Regions from separate parts of the Homo sapiens genome. Here region 2 is linked to region 1. The links are chromatin loops, found by intact Hi-C in ENCODE. Cell type or tissue: endothelial cell of umbilical vein. All regions are shown on one strand. Each heading gives the region's core, and the rest is flanking DNA. Links, peaks and the distances in the headings are about the cores only. Region 1 has its middle 140 kb from the start of MED14OS. Region 2 has its middle 25 kb from the start of LINC02601.

Region 1 (2,914 bases), core at 174-2,673:
AAAATTCATCAAGCTATAAACCTGTTGTTTGTGCACATTTTAATATGTATCTTATATTTCCAAAAAGATTAACAAAAGAAGACTCCAACCTTTTTTTCTTTTTTTTTTCAAGAGTGGGTCTCACTCTGTCACCCAGGCTGGGGTGCAATGGTGCAATCTCATCTCACTGCAGCCTCCACCTCCTGGGCTCAAGCAATCCTCCCACATCAGTCTCCCAAGTAGCTGGGACCACAGGCGTGTACCACCATGCCCAGCTAATTTTTTTTTACTTTTTTTTTTTTTTTTGAGGCAGAGTCTCGCTCTTGCCCAGGCTGGTATGTAGTGGTGCAATCTCGGCTCACCAAAACCTCCGCCTCCCAGGTTCAAGCGATTCTCCTGCCTCAGCCTCCCAAGTAGCTGGGATTACAGGTGCCTGCCACCATGCCCGGCTAATTTTTGTATTTTTAGTAGAGATGGGGTTTCACTATGTTGGCCAGGCCGGTCTCAAACTCCTGACCTCGTGATCCACCCGCCTCGGCCTCCCAAAGTTCTGGGATTACAGGCGTGAACCACTGCGCTCAGCCGATTTTTTTTACTTTTGTAGAGATAGGATCTCACTATGTTGCCCAGGCTGGTCTCAAACAATCCTCCCATCTCAGTCTCCCAAAGTTCTGGGATTACAGGTGTAAGCTGCCATGCCTAGCGTCCAGCCTCTTTTTCCCCCATGGCTCCCACATGCAGAGGTGCAGCCCGCTATCACAGGCTGTCTTAATTCAGGCTCTGATCCTAGCTCCCCAACCACAGAGAACACACAGTTACCTCTTCAAGGGTCCCTTTAAAGTACCATTTCACGGACTTAAGGTTAAAAGGGGGCTCCCCATCACCTCAGGGGTCGGAGAGGGATGCCCACAGCATGGCAGTAGCCTTATCTAAAGAACCTTCTTCACAAATCCTTCTTACTTCTACCCTCTCTTGATGCCTTTGTAGTCAAAATTGTTGAGGGCATTTGAGAGTCTTAGAGCATACCTTTTGTAAAGTCAGCCTCTGTAGATCTGAGCACACTCCTTTTGGATGTCTCTTGTATTGGTGCAAAACAGCATTGGGAAGGTCCATTTTCATATCTTATTACGTAGGTAAATAAGAAATCTATCCATAATAATGGCTTGTCACATTCATGTAGTGCTTGGCCTTTATAAAAGAGAATGCAGATCTATTGCCTTAATATTCACAGCAACCCTACAAGGTAGGTGTTACTCTCGTGTTACAAGTGAGAACATTAAGACTGGTAAAGGAGAGGTGACCTGCCCTGCCTGAGCTTACACAGGCACTACATGAAGACAGGGATAGCCCAAGCCAGGGCTTGTGACTCCAGATTTATTCTCCCCCTCCCCCACCTCCACCAAGGGTAGGCCAAGGTGGAGATGTACCAAGGCAGAGAAAGAAGAGCCTGGGAAACTTCTGCTTGCTGTTCTGGGATGTGAGCTTTGGAAGATACCAGAATGGGTTTGAATGGCAAATCTACTACCTATCAAGTGCATGATTTGGAGTTAGGTTATTTCACCTCTCTGGACCTTAGATGATAACATCTACTTCTTATGGTTCTTGTGAACATGACATCCAATAGCCATGTGAAATGCCTTTTAAAGCATAAGGCTTTAAAAGGATATTGGTTTTCTTCTCCCTTTGAACAAAGCCTAAGGAAGTCTAAGGAAGAGTAGGTGGGGAAGGACAGTAAGCCAAGTGAAGGGTGGAGGGTTCTGAGTAGCTGATAAGGATCATGGTGGCACATTGGACAGAGTGAAACATGGACCTTTATCAAGTCAAGGCAGTTTATTCCTCCACTACACAGACTGTTTAGTCTGTTTAGTATTTGGAAAGAACAATTTAACCTCAGCTGCAAGACTAGGCTAGAGTCCAGGTTCTAGTATCTAGTAGCCAGCTGTCTAGAAATAAGGGAGGAAGGTAAATTGAAAGAACTTAAAACCACGGGTAGGGCTTTCCATGTCAAAAGTTGGAAATTATTCTATGAAAGAATCAGGAAAACTGGTCATGCCGAGGGATTCTCCCTACCTTTACCTCTTTTTAAGTGTTTCCAGCACGTTTTTGTGTGTGTATTTTCAGTAGTTCAAAATGATGAAGTCTAGCAGACACTATTGGTTACCTCCCCAAATCATTTCACCTTGCAGAAACACCTGGCCATGTGCTCAGGGAAGGTACTCCCCCAACACCCAATTCCCAGACACTTAGGGTGATTTCATTCCTCTAGTCTTTGATCAGTTTAAGCATGGGCATGTGATCTAAACTTGGTTAATGAATCTGATGGGGGAATCTTGGGAAAGTTTTGCTCACTCTTAGAAAGGGACACAAGACTGGAAACATTCCTCCCTTTTTTGCTCCCCCTCTCAATGCTATTTTGTGAGAATGTGACGCCTGGAGCTACTGAAGCCATCTTGTGATCATGAAGCACAAAACCCACCATACTGAAGATAGGGAAACAGTAAGAGAAATATCACGTAAGTCCTTGATAATGTACCACTGAATTAGGCAACTCTGGTATCACCTACATCTAGACATATATAAGTTACTAAATGCCATGATTGTTAAGCCAATTTTAGAGAAGTATTCTGTTTACAGCCAGAAGCAAACGTTTTGCGTAACCAAAATAGCAAACATTTTTGTACTATATTGTTCCTTTTTACACTATTAATGCTCATTTATTAGATGATGTAATTAAACCTACCAATAGAGGAGAGAGAACACAGGGTTCTACTGTAGGAAGAGACAAAGGAGGTCTTAGAAATGGAGTGAAAAGGTGGCCAAAAAAGGATGAGAAGATGGAAGGAATTCCCTTCACCAGATTGGAAGAAGAGCTAAAAGTAAGCTATAGCCCCGACACGGTGGCTCACGCCTGTAATCCCAGCACTTTGGGAGGCCG
Region 2 (2,914 bases), core at 119-2,618, 380 kb after region 1:
GCAAACGACAGGGTGGAGCAGAGAGGACAGACATGTGTTTATTTTCTGTAGCTAAAGGACTTGACAAGTCAAAGAATCCCTGGCCATTAAAATCCAAGGAGTAAATATACCAACTCATGTACCTTACACTGATACAAGCTGTTCACTGATCTGAGTGCCCAGGGAGGGTTCATTCCCTGCATGTGGATTTGGGGAGAGATTCTCTTCTCCTCAGGGCCCAGGGACTGCCTTTTCCAGAACTGGCCATCACAATTTGCCCATCTCTCTTGGCAAAGAAGGACCTCCTTGGTCTGCTTGTCCAGGCAGGGCCTCCACAGACACTCCCCTGCCCTCACATGGTCTCCCCTCCTCTTGCTTCCTGCCCTGGCCTGGGTAGACTGGCCGTGCTGGGAGGAAAGGTGGCCCCTCATCATCTCCCCTACCCACTGTCCTGGGCCGTGGCCTCCATGTCCCACACTGTCCCACCCTCCACTCAATTGTCATGGCAAGAGAGTAAGTGAGGATGAAAATATGCAAAATTGGCCGGGCGTGGTGGCTCAGGCCTATAATCCCAGCACTTTGGGAGGCCGAGGCAGGTGGATCACTTGAGGTCAGGAGTTCGAGACCAGCCTGGCCAACATGGTGAAATCCTGTCTCTACTAAAAATACAAAAATTAGCCGGGCATGGTGGTGGCCGCTTGTAATCCCAGCTACTCGGGAGGCTGAAGCAGGAGAATCGCTTGAACCCGGGAGGTGGAGGTTGCAGTGAGCCAAGATTGCGCCACTGTACTTCAGCCTGGGAGACAGAGTAAAACTCTGTCTCAAAAGAAAAAAAAAAAAGAAAATATGCAGGATCACATTTGCTTCCCCACGCCCTTCCACTGCCCAGCATTTCCTACTGTCTTTGCCTTGTCCATCCTCTCATCATGGCGGCAGCCAGGCCAGTCTTGTTCTTTGCCTTGGGGATGTATTAGCAGAAAGTAGAGGAAAAGGGGCTGCTTCTAGCATCCAAGTTTTAAAGGGCCTGGCCCCTGAGAGGCAACAAAATAACTCCAAGTGGACCCTTGATTTGAGGCAACACCTGGTGAGTCCGGGCATGTGGACCCTTTTCTGGTGCAGGCACGTGGACCATCTCTCTTGGACCAGAAAAAGGTCCATGTGCCCAGACTCACAAGGGAGTAAAAGGGTGAGGGAAGGTATGCAGGCCCAGAACAACTGCTCACAGCCCAGCTGGCAGAGGGTGCTAGACCCAGAGGGGCCTGCAGATGAGGGCCAGACACAGCTGCAAAGGCGCGCGTGCGTCCTTCACAGTTGCCAACAGGTGGAAACAGCCCAGGCATCCATGAACAGATGAACGGGTAAACAGAATGGGGCCTATCCATACAATGGAATATGACTCAGCAATGAAAAGGAAGGAAGCGCTGACGCGTGCTGCAACATGGATGAACTTTGAAAACAGGCTGAGTGAAAGAAGCCAGATACAGGAGGCCATGGTCGCACGATTCTATTGATATAAAACATCCAGAATAGGCAAATCCATAGAGATGGAAAGCAGATTAGTGGCTGCCAGGGGCTGAGAGAGGGGAGAAGGGGAAGTGACTGCTAATGGGCAGGGGTTTCTTTTTTTTTGGAGAAAGGAAAATGTTCTGGAACTAGATAGTGATGATAGTTGCACAAGATTATGAATGCACTAAATGCTACAAATTGCACACCTTAAAATGGTTACAATGGTAAATTTTATGGTATGTATATTTTACCACAATAAAAAAAACTTTTGGCCGGTGAGCTGGCTCACACCTGTAATCCCAGCACTTTCCGAGGCCGAGGTGGGTGGATTGCTTGAGGTCAGGAGTTCGAGACCAGCTTGGCCAACATGGCGAAACCCCATCTCTACTAAAAATACAAAAACTTAGCCGAGTGTGGTGGCGTGTGCCTGTAGTCCCAGTTACTCAGGAGGCTGAGGCAGGAGAATCACTAGAGCCCGGGAGGCAGAGGTTGTAGTGAGCCGAGATGGCACCACTTCACTCCAGCCTGGGCAACAGAGCAAGACTCCATCTCAAAAAAAAGAAAGAAAGAAAGAAAAAACTTTTAATGGTGAACATGGTTAATTATATATGTATTTTACCACAATAAATTAAAAAAAAATTTTTTTTTTGAGACAGGATCTCGTTCTGTCACCCAGGCTGGAGTGCAGTGGTAGTGCAATCTCAGTTCATTGCAACCTCTGCCCCTGGGCCTCAAGCAATCCTCCCATCTCAGCCTCCCGAGTAGCTGGGATTACAGATGTGCGCCACTATGCCCTGCTAAATTTTTTTGTATTTTTTGTAGAGACAGGGTTTTACCATGTTGCCCAGGCTGGTCTCAATCTCCTGAGCTCAAGCAATCTGATTCGCCTGCCTTGGCTTCCCAAAGTGCTGGGATCATAAGTGTGTACAATTAAATTATTATTGACTATAGTCACCCTGTTGTGCTATCAAATACTAGATCTTATTTATTCTGTAAATACTAGATGCTATTCTATTTTTTTGTACCCATTAACAATCCGCACCCACTCCCACTACCTTTCCCAGTCTCTGGCAAGCGTCCTACACTCTACACAATAAATTTTTAATTTAAAAAAAATTTATTTTTTATTTTTTGGTAGAGATAGGTTCTCTCTATGTTGCCCAGGCTGGTCTTGAATTCCTGGCTTCAAGCTATCCTCCTGCCTCAGCCTCCTAAAGTGCTGGGATTACATGCATGAGCCACTGAGCCCAGCCTCAATAAATGTTTTTGTTTGTTTGTTTGTTTGTTTTTTGAGATGGAGTCTCGCTCTGTTGCCCAGGCTGGAGTGCAGTGGTGCGATCTTGGCTCACTGCAACCTCCACCTCCCAGGTTCAAGTGATTCTCCTGCCTCAGCCTCTCAAGTAGCTGGGATTAAAGGCGCTGCCACCAT

Evidence for each region. Peaks named below come from ENCODE experiments on the same cell type or tissue, not always from the same donor. Only the 100,000 strongest peaks of a DNase experiment are listed, where the experiment ranks them.
Region 2: it touches region 1 in a loop (35-fold over the local background); 8 of 110 quality-filtered maps call a loop at or near these places.

What each region holds. Positions count from the first base shown.
Region 1 is chrX:40,873,791-40,876,704 of GRCh38, forward strand. No RefSeq gene overlaps it. Among named protein-coding and RNA genes, the nearest start is that of MED14OS, 140 kb to the left of the region's middle. In endothelial cell of umbilical vein, for the core only: no CTCF peak of the experiment used is centred there; no DNase peak of the experiment used is centred there.
Region 2 is chrX:41,249,700-41,252,613 of GRCh38, forward strand. No RefSeq gene overlaps it. Among named protein-coding and RNA genes, the nearest start is that of LINC02601, 25 kb to the right of the region's middle. In endothelial cell of umbilical vein, for the core only: no CTCF peak of the experiment used is centred there; a DNase peak (open chromatin) is centred at 1,372; H3K27ac peaks cover 872 bases.